Regions from separate parts of the Homo sapiens genome. Here all the other regions are linked to region 2. Evidence: chromatin loops called from intact Hi-C (ENCODE). Cell type or tissue: PC-9. All regions are shown on one strand. Each heading gives the region's core, and the rest is flanking DNA. Links, peaks and the distances in the headings are about the cores only.

Evidence for each region. Hi-C counts contacts between places; a loop is a spot of excess contacts. Peaks named below come from ENCODE experiments on the same cell type or tissue, not always from the same donor. Only the 100,000 strongest peaks of a DNase experiment are listed, where the experiment ranks them.
Region 1: a loop joins it to region 2, with 5 times the contacts of the local background. A loop is called at or near these places in 1 of 110 quality-filtered maps.
Region 3: a loop joins it to region 2, with 11 times the contacts of the local background. A loop is called at or near these places in 1 of 110 quality-filtered maps.

The regions. Positions count from the first base shown.
Region 1 is chr4:19,804,535-19,810,694 of GRCh38, forward strand. All of the region lies in intron 2 of LOC105374511 (a long non-coding RNA gene), which reads left to right. Among named protein-coding and RNA genes, the nearest start is that of LINC02438, 350 kb to the left of the region's middle. In PC-9, for the core only: no CTCF peak of the experiment used is centred there; a DNase peak (open chromatin) is centred at 3,167.
Region 2 is chr4:19,736,712-19,742,871 of GRCh38, forward strand. All of the region lies in intron 2 of LOC105374511 (a long non-coding RNA gene), which reads left to right. Among named protein-coding and RNA genes, the nearest start is that of LINC02438, 280 kb to the left of the region's middle. In PC-9, for the core only: no CTCF peak of the experiment used is centred there; DNase peaks (open chromatin) are centred at 2,500 and 2,890; H3K4me3 peaks cover 744 bases; H3K27ac peaks cover 2,084 bases.
Region 3 is chr4:19,847,997-19,854,156 of GRCh38, forward strand. The region is part of intron 2 of LOC105374511 (a long non-coding RNA gene); the gene reads left to right. Among named protein-coding and RNA genes, the nearest start is that of LINC02438, 390 kb to the left of the region's middle. In PC-9, for the core only: no CTCF peak of the experiment used is centred there; no DNase peak of the experiment used is centred there.

The DNA.
Region 1 (6,160 bases), core at 802-5,801, 68 kb after region 2:
AAACAAGTCATAAAAGACTTCTAGATGGCTTCAGGTTCTGAGAAGAGGAAGGCAATTTTCAAATATCCATACGGATCTCTGTGGAGGTGAAAGGGAGAATGTCCTATTGCCTGGTCTGCCAGCCAGACTGTCTAAAGGCACGAGGAAATCAACAAGGATGATGTTCAGCTCAGCTCAGTTCAGCTGTCTTTAAATCAGGGTGGCCCAGAGATATACTCACTGATTTTCCCAGAATAGCCCCTACTTTGACCATAGAGTAGACAGTCAAAACAATTAGAATGAGGTTTTTTTTTTTTCATAATCCACAGTGGATGTGCATTTCTTTGGAGAGCTGTGTGAGCGGAGATGTGCATTTCTTTTGAGAGCAGCTGTGAATGACCTGGCTTTCTTGGAATTCTCCAGTTCTCTTGTGGAGCAGGTCTCCTAGTGAGATACCTATATGGTGTGGTTTGGCTGTGTCCACACCCAAATCTCATCTTGAATTTTAGTTCCTGTAATCCCCACGTGTTGAGGAAAGGACCCAGTGAGAGGTAATCGAATCATGGGGGCAGTTACCCTCATGCTGTTCTCATGATAGTGATTGAGTTCTTACAAGATATGATAGTTTTATAAGGGGCTTTTCACTCTCTTCACTCGGCACTTCTGTCTCCTGCCCCCATGTGAAGAAGGATGTCTGCTTCCCCTTCCACCATGATTGTAAGTTTCCTGAGGCCACCCCAGCCATGCAGACCTGTGAGTCAATGAAACCGCTTTCCTTTATAAATTACCCAGTCCTTTATAAATTACCCAGCATGAGAATGGACTAATATACCGTAACAAACAGACTTCTCAGTGTATCCTTTTAATTTTTCCTCAGTGGAGAACTGTATTAGTCAGTTGAGGCTGCCATAACAAAATACTCCCTGATTGGGTGGCTTGGACAACAGAAATTTATTTTTTCACAGTTCTGGATCCTGGAAGTTCAAACTCAGGTTTTCAGCATTGTCAAATTTAAAGGATTTTACCTTGAGCGGCAGAAGCCACCATCTCACTGCGTGTTCACATGATCTCTTCTTTGTGCTTTTATGGAGAGAGCCAGCAAGCTCTTAGGTGTATTTTTTCATGAGGGTAGCAGTCCCATCATGAAGACCCACCCTCATGAGCTCACCTAACCCTGGTTACTTTCCAAAAGCCTCATCTCCAAATATCACGCTGGAGGTAAAGACTTCAACATATAAATTTGGGGGAAACAAAATTCAGCCAACGGCAAGTGCCAGTGTCCCTTGATTATTTGAAATCACTGTTTTATTAGCAGTGACGTTCTTGAGGATACCTGAGAACTGATTAGCACACCTGGTCTTTATCCCTGCCATCAAATGATTAGATGACATCTGTATCTGCATTAATCAGACACGAAATGGTTAAGCATTATTTTCTCTAGCAGTTGGTTTAAATATGAATTTGGTGTATTAAAAGAGTTTGCAGGTGGTCTTCAGCACAAATAATATACATTTTTGTGTATCAATAACTTGGTTTTCTAGCATATTAGGAAAACAGAGCACTGGAATAAATACTAAGCTAGGAGACAGAGAAGTTGAGGGTATAGGTGGTGATGCCTATAAGCTAAGTGTGTCTCTCTTGCCTGCCATCAGAGTGTAATATTGCAACATATTTTCTAAGCCCTAAGCCTTCCAATGCATTCTACGGGCCAAGGGAGAAAAATCTGTTTGGAAAATAAGTTATAACATATGGTAATGCTTATGCTAATTGCATTAATCTTGAAATAAACATACTATATGTTACACTTGGCTATAAATATATAAACTATGAATTATTATCAATATGGAAAATAGAATTAAAATATATGAGACTCACTACTTTTTTCATAACTGTTATCACTGCATAGTTTCTCTTCCAAATATTTTTCCTTGTTTTTTTTATATTTTTACTCTGTATTTGGGTATGAGATAGCAGAAATTTATATTTAAAAGGAATTAATTGATCTGGAGTTCTATATAGTTTCTTTTTTGCTCTTCCTCATATTTTCTATAAATGAACTAAATGTTAGTTATTAGCGTATAAAATATTTTCTTCTTGAATAGGCTCTATGTGGTGGGAATCTGTCTTGAAGTTATTACTTTGTAAAATAGTAGATGAAACTGCAAGTATTTTACCCCTCTGCTCTCATTCAGTGCATGTTTCCTAACAAGACAATATATGGCAAGTATTTTAAGAGCTAATGGTAATGTGAGATGTGTAAAGACCTTGGCTTCAGCATTTATCGTATATGTACAATGTAAAGAGTCTATAGGAGACAACATCAATCCCAAATGCCTTGGTCTGGAATGGAATAAGGAAATAACTTTATCCAATCCACTACATGGTCAGAATAAGGTGTAAGGTATAAATCCTCCTTGGAGAGGTAATATAGTGCCTTATCAATTAACATAGCTTTTACAAAGGCCTTATACCTGCTGGTTCTTCTGCCTTGAGTGCTCTGTCCTAATGTCTGGCTTCTTTTGGTCATTCGGACTCAGCTCAAATGCCACTCCTTGAGAGAGCTCTTGTCTATGCATTTCTAGAAGCCAGTGATATTTGCTGTAGCATTCTTAAGTAACCACAAAGAAAAAAAGGAGAAGGAAATAGAAAAAAACTCTAAAACATTTAACAAGGGGTTTATTTAAAAAATTATGACACAGCCATATGATAGTATATTATGCAATTAATTATAAATGTGATATTCTAGGAAAATATTTCATAACCTGCATAAACAAACATGACAAAAGATAATAAACAGAATATACATGTACAGTAGAATATGCATATCCAGTAGACTCTCGAGAAAAACACAATGTAATGTTATATCTATCTATATAGATATAGACATATTTATAAGCAAAAAGAAAGCATTGAAAGGACACATCAAAACAGCCATTGTTTTTACAGTTCTCCATATTTTCTGAATCATCAATATGTATATGTAATACATTCTTGATTGGAAAAACAATAAAGGACATGAGAAAAATATCAGTATTAGGGCTTTCTGGCTGCTAAAGTATCATGTACTTCAGCTCTGACAATACTTTTTTTTTTTTTAAATCATTGCTTTTCAGTTAGCCGTTCTGTTGTCACAGAGATGCCCTTCAGTTGCTGTGGCAACAAATGAATAATAATCCACACTTGTGTAACACTTCACAGCTCACACATTCCTTTCTCATGCAGCACCTCATTTATGATCAACAAAAAGTCAGGAAAGGTTCTGAGGGAAGCAGATCTAGTATCCTCCTCAGTTAACAGATGAGATATTAGAAACCCAAGAGGTTGACAAAGTTACCTACGGTTACACTGTTAATAACTTAAAGAGTCAGTGGAAAAATCTAAGCTCTCCAGAATTCATAATGCATTTTGAAATAGGTTTCATTTATTTGTCTATGTATCCGTCTATTTATTTATATATTCATATAATTCAAATAATATCTTTTATACAGCCAAGGACATAACAAAGTAAATTTGGTCAAGTTTCATCAGAGGTGAAGGACAAGGTCCTATGGCCACTGTCCCATCCTCGAGTGCTCATAATTATTACTCCTCTCACAGAGGCACAGAAAGTGGTAGCTTCAACAGTTTCACACTCCAACAGTGCTCTTCTAAACTGATTCTAAATGTGTGTCTGTGTATCTGTGCATGTGTGTGTATGTGTGTCTTTATGCTCTCAATGCCTGAGAAATGTGAAGCCCCACTGAGAGCTAGAACAATTGTCTCACATATATATGATCCACAGAAATAAGACCACTGGACATGTGGAACAATCCAGAGTATTACTATCCAATATAGAAACCACTATCCACATGCCTCTGTTTAACTCTAAGTTAATTTAAAATAAACGCAATTAAAAACTCACTTTCTCTGTTAAACTAGGCATATATTGAGTACTCAATAGCAACAATATATTAGTGGATATCATACTGAATATTTCACATGAAGAATATTTTATCACTGCAGAAAGTTCTAGTGAGCAATGCTAAATTGTAGTTACTAAAACTAAGGTGTTAGGTTTAGACACAAATGGTTTAATGCCAGATCTTTCCTGACTCCCTGAATTCTTCAGACTCTTCATCTGTAAAGAAAGCGTTGGTGATATTATTCACAGGGTTGTTGTAAAGATTAACTGATATACATGGAATGAATGTAATAAGTTAAATCTGATGAAAGTGCAAATAGGATTTAATTTTATCATTTTCCCATCATGCCACCCATCTATACTATGTTGGGTTTCCCTCCCCTATCCCAAAGTCATAAATGGGGCTGATATCTTGGCTCTCATAATTTGGTTACAAAAAAACCAGAGATAAGTGAAAATGTTATTATTCAATTTTTTGAATTTAGAATTTTGTCCTAGGTTTTTATCTGTACTTCAATTTCACATATAATTAATTATTCTCCTTGTTCTGCAACTGAAGTGTAATCTTTCCTACTAATGAAATACACACTGGCTGTTGTGTGGTCTTTCACTCTTAGGGTCAGTGGAGGGGATTATTTTAGAAGAAAATGAGCACAAATCTCACATCCTGTTGTTACAATCATTTTTTCTTGGCCATTATGTTTTCATTAGAGAGGGCCTCCGAGTCCAGGCTCTATGATAAGTTTTCATAGTCACTGCACAATTCCTTTCCTTCAGATTCTGCTTTCTGGCCATTGCAGTATGATCCTGGTAACTGCCTGCCTTCAAAGTTACGTATGCAAGAAACAAAATATTCATCTTTGGTCACACGTGTCCCCAAACTCCAGAAGACATAAGTCAAGTTCTTCCAAGAACTTTCTTGTCATATTTTCCCTTGCCTGTTGGCAGAAAGAGTGCCCTAGTTTTCATAGCTCTGCGCATATTCAGCTAGTACCCACTAAATCTTCAGGAATGCATTTCTCAGAACCCTCTTCTCCTGCCTGGAGGTAAGTTAGAATGACATTTTCTCTTCCCCCAAGACTGGATGTGCAAGGGAAACACCAAATCTTTCTCTCCTAAGTCAAAAACGTCCTCACTCTTTGATTCTCTATCTAAAATTGCAGATTTCTAAATGTGTCTTTAAAGATTGGCAGTGAGTAATGGGCTGATAATGTCTGTACCAGTTTTGCTATCTTGGAAAGCCTAGATGTGGCTCTCTATTACCTTTTGTCTGCAGCTAACAGGCCTTAGCAAAAATTCAGAGACAACTGAAAACATTCCTTTCCAGACCTGGTAAGAGGCTTTTTAAACAACGAAATGTAACATAGTTTATAGTGTGACTATATAATGTGTTTATGTACTATAAACACAGTAGCTATTATTACCTCCAAAACTGTCAGAAAATGTTTTATTAGTAGCCTCACTGGTAAATAAATCTCTGGTCTAAGATGTATATATGAAATTACTGTGATATGACATCTATATAGATAGATATAATTCCAAAAATTTGTGGTAGAATGTTCAAAAGAGACAACTACCATTTTTCTAGGATTTTTCTTGAGCACTTAGAACTGAATAAACTTTAAAAAATGTGGGGGTCTGGAATATAGCAGTAAATATCATCGACCTTCCAATGATCTGACTAAAAAGCTTGCTGAAATTGTTCAGTGAAGAGAGCCCTAGGTTCCCTGGCTAAGTGACCTCACACAAATCTCTTATCTCCCCTAAACCTCTGAGAAAATGACTGACTTAGATAAGATCTGCTTTCAGACAAACTCATTCAAAATATCAAGTGTAACACATGAGTAATTTGCTCAAATATAAGGAGCTCTTGGCAAACAAGAAAAAAATGGTTGTAGAAAAATAACTTGTTTCATTTATTTGAAGTCTAATATTTCAGCCAGCATCTATGTAAAGGCAACCAGTTTTGCTCAACTATGATAGATGGTCATTTAATAATTCCACATCAAATAAGACTATTTTCTTTGTCATGTAAATGGAAAGCTCCCATTAACATTCATGGAATTATTAACAACAGACATCTCTAGGTGAGAAATATTGCCAAGTACCTCTTGCAGAGGATAGTTGTATCTTTGATCTTGCTAATCTATGGAGCTATTTCTGCAGAATTTCAATTTTTGAGCAGCTACATTACTAATGCATTTTTACTTTTCTAAGATATGTGATCCAAAGTAACCATTATTTCCAGACTTCTTAAAATATGCAATAGTATTCAAGGAA
Region 2 (6,160 bases), core at 505-5,504:
AAAGATTTAGCTAGGTGTGGTGGTGCATGTCTGTAGTCCTAGCTACTCAGGAGGCTAAGGAGGGAGGATCACTTAAGCCTGGGAGGTAGAGGCTACAGTGAGCCTTGATGGCACCACTGCACTCCAGCCTGAGTGACAGAATGAGACCTTATCTCAAAAAAAAAAGTTAGATTAAGAAAGTTTGCACATGTAAAATACTTAGAATCATGCTTTAGTATTGTGCAAATAGTAAATGATCCGTAAATGTTAGTTTTATAACTTATTACAGTGAACATTTTTACCAGGGCCTCCAACTTAGTCATTAGAGGAGATAATTTGGAATAAAGACCCTTTGCTAGTCCTCCGCAAAGCTGTCTTTATAAAAAAAACAAAACAAAACCAAAAAACCCTGGATCCTGTGATTGGAGGCAAGAAGTCCTGTTGATGTGTGGATCTGAATAGAGATTTTCAGAAAAAGATTGTTATCTTGTGATGCCTGCTAGTAATACTCATCTGGACATTGCAGAATTGTGGAGAGAAATACAAATTATGGATCACAGACAGAGATTTTAGCCAAGCTCTAAAGAACAGCTTACCATTATCAACTGCTTAGTTTGAAATAGTTACTCTTAAAAGCACTTCATGGCAATTAAATTGTTTCATACTCACAATATGGCCCTGGTAGTTTTAGTATTTTAAACATTTTGTGGAAGTTGTCAGAGTCAAAATAAATTCACTTGTGTTAACAGCAATACAAAACAAAAACCCAAAAAACAGAGCCAGAGAAGGCCATGAAGGATTATCATGCATGAATGCCTAGTAACAAAAACAATCACAAAAGACTACAAAAACCACAACCTTGCACAAAGGCCATCACTACCTTACACACCAAAAAACTGCTCAGCAACTGCTAGTCCAACTTTGGACTGATGCCACCTTTTTTTTTGTTCCTTGCCACCAAGGATAATTATCTCAAAACAATTAGGTAATACTCTATTTTTCCTGAAAAAACCTTTGTTTTCCTTTACCTCCCTGAATACACACATAGTTTACTATGACACCAGTGTTCCCATTGTAACACCTATTCCCAAATAAACAACATTTTCTTTGAGAAATTCTCGCTCTTCATTATTTAGATCAATGATTTCATAAATTAGAGAATGCAGGCATAAAGAAGTAAAAGGAATTACTTAAGTTCTCACAGATAGAGGCAGAACCAGGCTTCTAACTTAGAGAGATGGAACCAGGCTTTAACACCTAGATTCTGCTGCTTCTCTTTGCTTGCCAGTCCAATTAAAATCAATAAAAATCCAGAAAAATGTATGTACCATCATGCTCTCATAGAGATGTTAGATGCTGAAAAATATGAATCACATTCCTTATGTAGAAAACATAAAACTGCTATTCTGAAAAGAAAGCTAAGACATTATAATACATTTATGCAATATCCAGAAGAAAAATTTGAGAACAGGAGAAAGACATTTCACATTCTGAAGAGATAAATTCCAAATTGTTAACAGATAATAGGTAATCACAAATGAAAAGGTATGAGAATAAGTGCTCACTAAATGAAATACTGATATTGCATTGCTACAGTGTGGATCACTTTGGTTGTTTCACTGATAGAAAACTGGATTTTAGAACTCTCTTGGATTTTTAGGCTAATCATTTATCTAAAGTACAGACATAGTCTGGATTGATAATTAAAAAACAGAGACATTCGAACTTTAATATAAGCAAGAACTATATAATGACCATATTTATCCAAATCCTGGTTAGTGTCTGGGAGTTAATGAGCCAAAGTTTCTAAGAGTATGCAAGCTAGGCTAGATGACCCTTTGATAAGAGTATTACAGACCTAGAGGTGGATAGACTGTTTAGCCAACTAACCTGTAGATTGCCTTATAAACCAGAAAGTCAGGGAAATAATTAATTTCCTCATTCATCAAACCTCTATTGAGTATCTATGTATTCAGTTCTATATTTTCCTTAGTAGAAAAATAAGACGTGGCCCTTTTTGGAAGATCATGCCATCATTATAAATACAATATCTAGTGACACTAAAATTTTTCTCCCTGATTTGTGCATACCCTTAAACATCTAACAAAAACAAATAAATTATTGTGTTAACTTTTGTTTTTAGCAGAGTTAGGTGGGAGGAGATAAGTTTCACAGAAATTAAATGAGTCTAGTTCAAAATAGAAAAAAAAAACTATGAATCCTTAAAGATATGAACTCAATGCCAGCGGAAAAAGAGAAGAAAATGTATTAAGAATGTGACATCCACAATTCTGCTGCCAAACACGTGTGTGCATGAAGGAGGGCACAGACACTCTCACCTGGGCCTGAGGACTGAGGCTGCTATCTAAAACAGGGATCCATCTGCCTGTGAACAATGTCATCCCACTGTGTTTCTCTGACACTTCATTGACTGTGTAATGGCATTTGATATCGCTAAAACCTGGTTGTTGTGGAAGCACTGGTGCATTACAGCAGAGAGATGCATTGTGTATGATGAGTCATGCCCCACAAATTTGTGCTCAGTCTCTGTACGGTAAGAAAAAACATAACAAGATCAAGTAACAGAGAACTGGGGAGGGAGAAAGTTCTCATTGCAGGCACAAGTACACCGCCACTTTGTGCAAGGTAAAGAGGGCTTACACACACTCAGTTTTCCACAGAGTTCTAGTAACTTTCAATAGTACAAATCCTGGATCCGATGTTAGTCGAATAATAATTCCAATGGAGGAAAAAATACTTTTCATCTGTGAGTCGCTTTTCAGAAGGGATAATGTCTAAACCTTGTTAGCCTCTTCCTGGTTACCCTGAGGTTTGGATGTTTGCCAAGAAGGAAGTAGAAGAATAAACATGACCAAGGCAAAGAGTTCGATGAGAAACCCTCAGAATTTTTGGAGAGAGAAGAGGAAAAACAATCTGAAACATGAGTATATCCAGAAAATCAGTTCATTTATGTAACCCAAGATGATTGGCAGATATTTTCTGGCTTTCATGAGTCAATCCTCAAACAAGAAAATGGACACACCTCAAGGGAAAAAAAAATCCTTGAAAGAAAATGTATATGTGACCTTCTTTACCCTCCCATTATTTTTAAAGGGAAAAACCATTACCTGAGACCACTGTCATGGTTTGACAAAGCAAATCTGCTTAACACTCTTCAAATTCTGTTTTCTATAGAGTGAGATACCAGCATCTTTCCAGGACATCTGTGAATCCTCTAAGATCTGGCCCCAGCCTCTTTTCCGTACTTCTTTCCTTCCAAAATTTCCTTCCATCTCCCCTACACTTCAGCCATATCCCTCTATGCAGGGTGCTCAAAGGAGCCTTTTCACATTTTCTCCTTTGGCACATGCTCACCTCTGAATGGCATGCCTTCCACACCTCACCCACTTGGCAAAATCTTCTCTTCTCTCAAAGCACAACTCGAATAGTCCCTCTTTATGGAAAGACATCCATGGGCAGCACCTACTCCATTTCACTTTATCGCGCACTCCACTTTTTTCACCATTTAATAAAAGCAAAGCTTTTTTTGCATTTACTTTGGACCAGTCAAAATTACAAGACCCTTTTAATATATTAACTCACTTAATCCTAGCAACAACCCTATGGAGGAGGTACTAACAGTATCTCCATTTTACAGGTAAGGAGACTGAGGCACAGAGAGTATAAATAATTTTCCAAAAATTGCATCACATGTACAAAATAGAGCTGGAATTTGAACTCAGTATATGCTGACTAACTAGTTCTTTGGTTTATATCCCAGTCATATATTCCATCATACTTGATTTCAAATATTTGTTGACTATTGTCTGTAGTTAAGTGTGAGTGTCTTGAGGGCAGGGTCTGAGCTACATTATGTGTATGTTGAACATCTTTTGCAGAGACTGCAGATAGCAGGTACTGGATAATAAATAATCAGTAAACCAGCAAAGCAAGCAAGAGTAGAAGGAGTATTATATAGGTTTTGAAGTAAATAATTAAAGATGACAAATCACCCTAGAAATAGCATTTTCTGATTTGAAAACTGTTCCAATTTTGGGTTTGTGCATGCATTTTTCCCAAGTAAGGCAGAGGGCATGGTAAATGACATAACAGAATTAAGGAGGGAGCAAAGAGAAATGGAAAATAGTGATGATCTAAGAAGAGTAGGGAGAGACTCCCAGATTCAGAGAAAGACTGAATTCAGAACACACTGCTAGCCTGGAGAAGACAGAGAGTATCCCAGCGCTGGCTACAAGCTCATCTCTGTCTGATGTTAGGCTCTGATAACCACAGGTTTCAGGCAAAGGGAAGTACTGGGAGGGTTTTGTTTGAATGAGCTGATTTGCAGGTAGTCCATAGTCGTTTGGATTGAAGGAGAAGACCAATGATTCTCTCCCTTGGGGGAGGCAAGGAAACCTTGATGACTACGTCAGGCCTCTGCCTGGCCATGAGGACTAGATCCAAGCCATAAGGAGAGGAGGCTCCAATAGTCCTTTTACAGAGGACACTTTAAGATACTTAATACAAATATATGCTGCTTCAGGGCAGGGGTGATAACCACTCAAATGGACAGAAGACTATTCTCCCCATTTAGTTGAAAATTAGAGTTTTACATCTGCCATTTAAGACCTGCAGGACATTGGCAATGTGTGCATTGGAGGCACTGGCAACGTCCTCGTGTTTCCCTGAAGAAGAACCTTTCAGCAGCAATTGTACCCTCTGTAGGAAGGGATATTTCAAGAGTGTCTCTGTTTCTTCATCACCCCCTTTCTTGCAAGTCTTCCTTATTAAAAGGCTGTTATCTGCTGGATAGGAATGGTGAGAGCCTGGCATCACTTGGTTTGTGTTTACCACTATGTACAATTTCTATACCACAAACGCAGTGGGCCACACCTTCCTGTGTATTCTTTGTTTTTCCGTGTGTGTGTGTGTGTGTGTGTGTGTGTGTGTGTGTCTTGAACTGCACATTCTTAGTGAAAAATGTGGTCATTTTGAAGTCATTTTCCATGTGTTAAGCAGACTGACCATGGCTTCCTGCTGGTCTGCTCTCTCTGTTCAAACTTCTCCACTTAAAGTTCAATGCATAATAACATCAGTCTTTCATTGGGGGATCCAGTATTTTAAATAACAGAATGATGGATGGGACCACCGCTTCAGCCTTGCGTGAAAACTGCATGTTTCAATCAAAGTATTAACAAGTTCATGATGTGTTTCCTGTTTGGCCCCTCATGGGTATTCTCCCTGTAGAATAGAACCTGGAAGGAGGGAGGGTGGTCCCGTGGCATATGGGAAGCCACAAGGAACATCAGCCGAGAGCACGTCTGTAACAGTGTGCTGGGCCTTCACATCCACACTGCAGTGAGTGTTCACAAGGGAGCTGCAGCAAGGAAGGGAACTAAGTACAGAAACTCTGGGAGGTGCGCCTGATGACAGACACGTTCACAAGCTCATGAACTGGACTCTCAAACACAAGTGAGAAGACTTTGCTGGGAACTATGTGAGCAAGCAAGGGCCAAAGTCAGCAATATATGGGTTCAGTACTGAAATTAATATCTCATAAATAGCCAAAGACTGGTCAGGCCTGGAGAAATGCAGAGTACGTGAAAGTCAGAAGCGAGCTGAGAACAGAGTTCATGGCTAGTACTCTAAGCTGTTCTATTCCTTCAGTGTGATTAACTTGCTATGCGAAAAGGGGGCCCTGTGTAAAGTGACCTTGAGGTCTCTTGGAAAGAGTGTGGATTTTGGAGACAGAGCTCTGACTTTAAATAGCATGTCTCCTATTAAAAGTGATGTGATCAGACGTAAATCCCTTAAATTCTCTGAGCCTCTCTTTCCTAGAGAGTATTTGAGCTGCGTCATCACTCTCTGCCTTCAATGACCATGCTAGTAAACATGATAAAGGTAAACACTTTTTGATAAGAAATTATAATAAATAGAAAATCTACTAAACTTGAATCTTTATTTTGATTCTCTTAGAAATCATTTCAATATCACATAATACTACTAGCTCAGATCACAGACTTCAGGGAAAACATTAACAAAAAATCCTGAATGAAGGAAAAATGATTTGGGGAGAATTACCGCTGGGCTACTTTTAAGTTATGAAACTGGGGTGAAGTTAGACAAACTCTCTGAAACTCAGTTCTCTCATCTGTAACATCAGACAAATAATGCATATATT
Region 3 (6,160 bases), core at 389-5,388, 110 kb after region 2:
ACCTAACCTTAAGGCCTACTATGAGGAATTGGAGTAGGGTTTGGGTGCAAGGAGCATTAATTGGTTGCCTGAGGGATTTAATTTGTTCTATAAATGTGTTTTGTTTGGTTTGTTTTTGTAAATTATGTTTGAACAATCAGAAATTTTACAAATACACACACACAGGTTTAGAAATAGGTAAAGAAGCACACGTGCATAGAATTCTAGCAACAACATGAGGAATTTTAAAGGAAGTAAATGACCAAAGTCTCCACCACTCACATGACCTCATACTGGCCTCCTTCACTAATGTATAGCATGTGCCTGTTTCCCGTTAATTATTTGGTTTTGTATCATTTGGTTTTTGTAACATATTTCCCTTATTTATGGCTTCATTTCATGTTATTTTTCTTGCTTATTTTCTTTTTCCCTTTCACCATTATCTAACTTATAATATTGGTTTTGTATTTTAGTAGTTTTTATTCCTAACGTAGTTAAGGTATAAATAAAAGAAACAAAGGTTGATTAAATTTGACTTAGTGTATTAGTTAAGTATTTATATCTCATCCTTTTATATTGTATTTTCACTTATCATTTTGTAGCTACTTTAAATCTCTTATGAAATGAGTTAGGGACTGTTATAAAGCCAATCTTAACTTTTTGAAAATCAAATTTTTACCAATGATTTCTTCAAACATTCCCACAATATCCACCAGATGAGCCTATTTGGCTGAAACATGGTCAGAGAAAAGTAGACAAATGTATGAGTGTCAATTTCCAGATAGCACAAAGAATCATCTGGTTGTGACAGGACTCCAGAAATCTCATTCTTCTATTTTGAAGTGCTCTGACATCTGCAGTGAGTGCTGCTGGATTTCTCCTTGAGCACCTGATTCTGTGTTTCACAATGTTTTTTCAATGTTACTATTTTTTGAGCCCTTTCTATGTTTTGGGGAATAGACTAGATACTTAAAATATGTTATTTCATTTAGCCTGTTCTACAGCCCTGGGAATTTGGTATTATTGTATTCCTTAAAAAATGAGTCCACTGAGATTAGAGAGGCTAAATAACTTGCCCAAGGCCACGTGAGTGAGAAGTGGCTCAGCTAGTACTGATCCTGGGTCGAGTTACTCCAAGGAGTTACTCCCAATGTGTTTGTTACCCTTGGGACAGGAGAGTTATCAACCAAAGGAGCTGGCAAGAACAGATGGCACCTCTAAGACTCTTACCTGCAATTAGAAACTGCCAAGGCAGCTGCTCTTATCATAACATTGTAGTAGAAAAGAGGTGGTAGGAGAAGAGTAGGCAAAAAACAAAAGGAATTCTTATGTTCTCCTAGAAAAGAAAAGAAGAATACAGTTATTTGACACTCCTGAGTTAATATGCACTTTTTAAAAATAGCAACAGCCTCTTGAACAAAATCTAAACTTAACAATCCATCATAACTTGGTGTGAATTCCACACACTCTCTACCGTTGCTTCTTACTATATTTGAGCTATAGTAGCAAATTTTCTGCTCCTAAAAACATGCCCTGCCCCAGGACCTTGTTATTCGCTGTGTTGTTAGACTTGCCCCTGGCTGATTTCATGATTGGCATCTCCTCCTTCAGGACTCAAATACCAAGGAAATTAAGGCAGCTTGCCCTATCCATCTTATCTAAACTACCTTACTCTCTCAATTATTTTCTGTTCTATCACTCAATTTTTTTTCTCATAATATTTAACATTTTGAAGTAATTTTTAAAATTAATTTATTTTTAGGGATTTTTGGTAACTGATGCTTTTTGTTTGTTTACATCTATTTCCTACTATTCTAGTAATTGTTTCATGAATCATGATTTTAGATAATTATTGGCCACCTTTTAATTTTTTTATTTTATTTATTTATTTATTTATTTTAGAAGGAGTATCGCTCTGTGGCCAGGCTGGAGTGCAGTAGCACCAACTTGGCTCACTGCAAGCTCTGCCTCCCCGGTTCAAGTGATTCTCCTGCCTCAGCCTCCTGAGTAGCTGGGACTACAGGTGCGTGCCACTACGCCAGGCTAACTTTTTTTTTTTCTTTGTACTTTTAGTAGAGACTGGGTTTCACCATGTTGGCCAGGATGGTCTTGATCTCTTGACCTCGTGATCCGCCAGCGTCGGCCTCCCAAAGTGCTGGAATTACAGGCATGAGCCACCGCGCCTAGCCTTTTTTTTTTTCTTTTTCTTTTTTGACTGTCTTGGTGGGACCTTCCTTTAAGGCACCTTAGCCAAAAGGCTGAAATATCATCCAGCTCGCTTAGATTACCTCTTCCTGGATTTGAGTGTCAATCAAAGTATTTAAGGACTGAAATGTTTGGAGTCCATTTATCCCAATTGTTCCACACCGAAGACATTCCCTGTTACTTTGTTATATAGATACTTAGAGCAGCCATAGTTTCTATACAAATTTAAGTCTTTAGTTATTTTTTGTTTGTTTTACGTTAAGTTAACCCATATTCTCTCAATACGTTATTTTACTTTCTCTTATAAGTTAAACAAAATCAGAAAGCATGGTTATCCTTTTCTGGATCTGCAAACCAAAATATAAGCCCCATGAGGTCAGAAAATCTGTTTGGTACATTAAACATCTGCAATAGTGTGTGATAGCTAGTGTGCATCTAATAATTGTTTTTAAATATAAAATGAATGAATACAATCTGCCGAGTGTCCTGAAAGGGGTCTTTAAAGCAGAGATAATTGGATTCAAGAGAGATGTCTGTTTCTAGCTTTAGCTCCTCTTCAGTGAGTTTGTTCCCACATCATATGAACTTGTTTTCCCCCAATAGTAAAGGCTTCTCACTCTTCTGTGGTCTGTTGTCACTTTTTGTGGAAGATGATATGCTCTGATTTACTGACTTGATCAGACTCAATTTACTAAACCATGTGACCTTTGGGCAAGTTTCTTAAGCACTCTCTAAATCTTAGTTTCCTTCTCTGCAAAGCGGATAACAATACGTGCTGTTTCATGGGTAATACCATGAACTCACCAGGCGCTGTTTGGTCTTTTGTTTCTAAGCACTCAGAGAGGTTCCTTTCTCAGGTTTTGCGAGTGAGTCAGGGCTATATGACTAAGTGAAAATGATGCATGCTACTTTGAGGCCTGACCCTTAAAAGCTTAGACTCAATCCATTTCACATTCACTTTTCCCCGGTCTATTGGCCACTGCCATCCAGTGGAGAATACTAAGGACCCAATGGTCCAGGATAGTCAGTCTGGATGGCCTCCAAATGACTGCATTTTACCTTCATGTGAGTAAGCAGTAAACTGTAGTTTATTTAAGCCACTAATATTTGGAATGTTGTAGTTGTTTTTATTGTTGTTACATCAGGTAACATAACTTGATTAAGTAGATCTATAATTACAATAATTCAAGTAAGGATTACTTAGGATGGAACTAGTACAAAGCATCACTCACAAAAGAAGTTCAAAAAAATATTATTCACATATTTCTCCATTGGTTTTTACCCCTGTCCAACATATCTTCACCAGTCCACTTTTACTCCCTTCTTATCTCTTAAATAAAAATGTCTTTCTATTGGATTATAAATACTATGTAATTTTTTATTCTAATCTATGGAACTTGGTCCATTACTTTCACTGATTTCTTCGAAATTTCTTTTGAAACTTTCTTTCTCCAATGGTTCATCTCTACCTATGAATACATTCCCATTTGATGCATCCATGAGGAACAATGCTTCACCTCTTCTATGGCCTTAATCTATAGTCATTTCCCTTGTATGTTACAGAAAAAAAAAATTCTACTAAAAAAGTAATTTGGATCCTTTGGATCTTCTTTTTCACTACTCTTTTACTCGTAAAACGTTTCATTCAATTTTTCATCTCCTTCATTCTACATAAGTATTTTCTCAGAGATCGCTCATGTTGAAATGGTCAAAATAAATTTGCATTTTTTGACTGCTCTTTAGCACTAGAATTGTAGCTCGCCAGTCTTTCTTCCCATAACAGTTCATGTCCCAGCATCTTATTCCCATGATCTCTTGGGAAGTTAGCCACATTCAGGGTTTCTACCTCTCTCAGTGGATGCCTTTCTGTGTCTGGTCTTACTCTGTCTATTGAGATTGCCTGGACCTTTCTAATGGTCTGTTAGACATAACTAACTGTTAAAATTTATTTTAACACATAAACCTTTTCTTCCTTTTAAACTATTCTAAATGTGTCTAAAAACAACCTCCTTATTCCCATATGGGCCCTCTCTTCCTTTTAAACATGCTAACTGTCATAATTTTTTCAAACCACCTGCATTTGGAAATATAAGGCACCAGTTAGTTATCATTCTTCCCCATGTTTAACTCTCAATTAGTTGAACAATTTTCTCTACAAATTATCTTGAATACCACTTTTCCTTTTCCTCTTGGCTCGTTGAATGATACCTCCAACCACTCAGTTGCTCAAGTCAGAGAGGCCCATCTTTAATTTGGCAATTGGACTTGTTTAATTTAACACTCCCTTAACCTCCAAATTCCAGCAACCCACCCATTTCTACAACTTCTAAGTATAAAATAGTATTCAAATTATTTTTCATTCATTCATCCCCATGGCCAGTATTTTGGATTAGCCTCCCAGGATCTGTCATTTCTATCACCAAGAAATTCTGTCATAGCCATTCTTCTGTCTCACTCAAATCCCCAAAATCCACTATTTACAGTTCAACCACAGTGATATTTCTAATGTCAAATCTAACTTTTACTGTGCTTCAAAGGTTCTCCATTGTATTAAGATAAAGGGCAGAGTCTTTAAGTAAGCTTGTGTAGTTTCCATTTGTGAAGCCCAATTAAGTACTTATCCTCATCTTTACTTTTCAATCACACTGTACATTCAATTAACAGTAATTATTTATTAGTAGTATACTCAACATATTATATTTTCTTCTGTCTGAAGATCTACATGCATGACATTTACTGTTGTCAAAAAATTCTTTACCTCTGGCCATTTATCTGGATAACTGCAAGTCATCCCTATTTTCACTTAGAGAAAGGGTGACCGCATAATTTATTGTTCAAGATGAGATTATTTTGAGAGTAGCAAGAGTATTAGTAATAATTACACCAAGAGAACAGACATACACAGTAACTATTCTGGGATAACTAGGATATATGGTCATGCAAATTAGGTACACTTATCAGAAAAATGTTCTCATCATCAACCCCGTGTTATTTATTTTTCATTACTCTTACATAGAATTCTATTTCTCCTATAAAATAATGTATTACATTTTATCAGCAGGCAGTTGATCCCCTTACAGTAGCCACAATTAGAGCTGACTAGTCCCCATTCCACAACCATTCCAGGTTAGACTGGAATCAGACTTTTAGAGTGAGAAAGCTGATCTGCCAGCAGCAACAGCAGTAGCAAAACTTTCTGCCTTCCTACCCTCCACCAAATAGCATAGGAAGAGGCAGGCTCAGCAGCTTATAATTCGCTTCCCACTTAAAGATCACTCAGTGTATTAGTCCGTTCTCACACTGCTATAAAGAAATACTTGCAACTGGGTAATTTATAAAGAAAAGAGGGTTAATTGGCTCATGGTTCTGCAGGCTGTACAGAAAGTATAGTGGCTTCTGCTTCTTGGGAGGCCTCAGGAAGCTTCCAGTCATGGCAGAAGGCAAGGCGGGAGCAAGGCATCTTACGTGGTGGGAGCAGGAGCAAGAGAGAGCAAGGGGGGAAGTACTGCGTATTTTTAAACAACAGTATCCCATGAGAACTCACCCATGATCACAAGTACAGTATCGGGGAGATGGTGTAAACCAGTCACGAGAAATCTGCCCTCATGATCCAATCACCTCCCACCAGGCCCCACCTCCAAAATTAGGGACTAAAATTCAACATAAGATTTGGTGGAGATACAGATCCAGACCATATCATTCTGCTCCTGGCCCCTCCTAAATCACATGTCCTTTTCACATTGCAAAACAAAAACATGCCTTCTCAACAATCCTCAAAGTTTAAAATCACTCCAACATTAACTCAAAAGTCCAAAGTCTCATTGGAGACAAGCCTAGTCCCTTCTGCTTATGAGACTATAAAATAAAAAAACAAGTTAGTTACTTCCAATCTACACTGGGGGTATAGTCATTGGGTAAATATTTCCATTCCAGAAGGGAGAAATTGGCCAAAAGAAAGGGACACCAGGCCCCATGC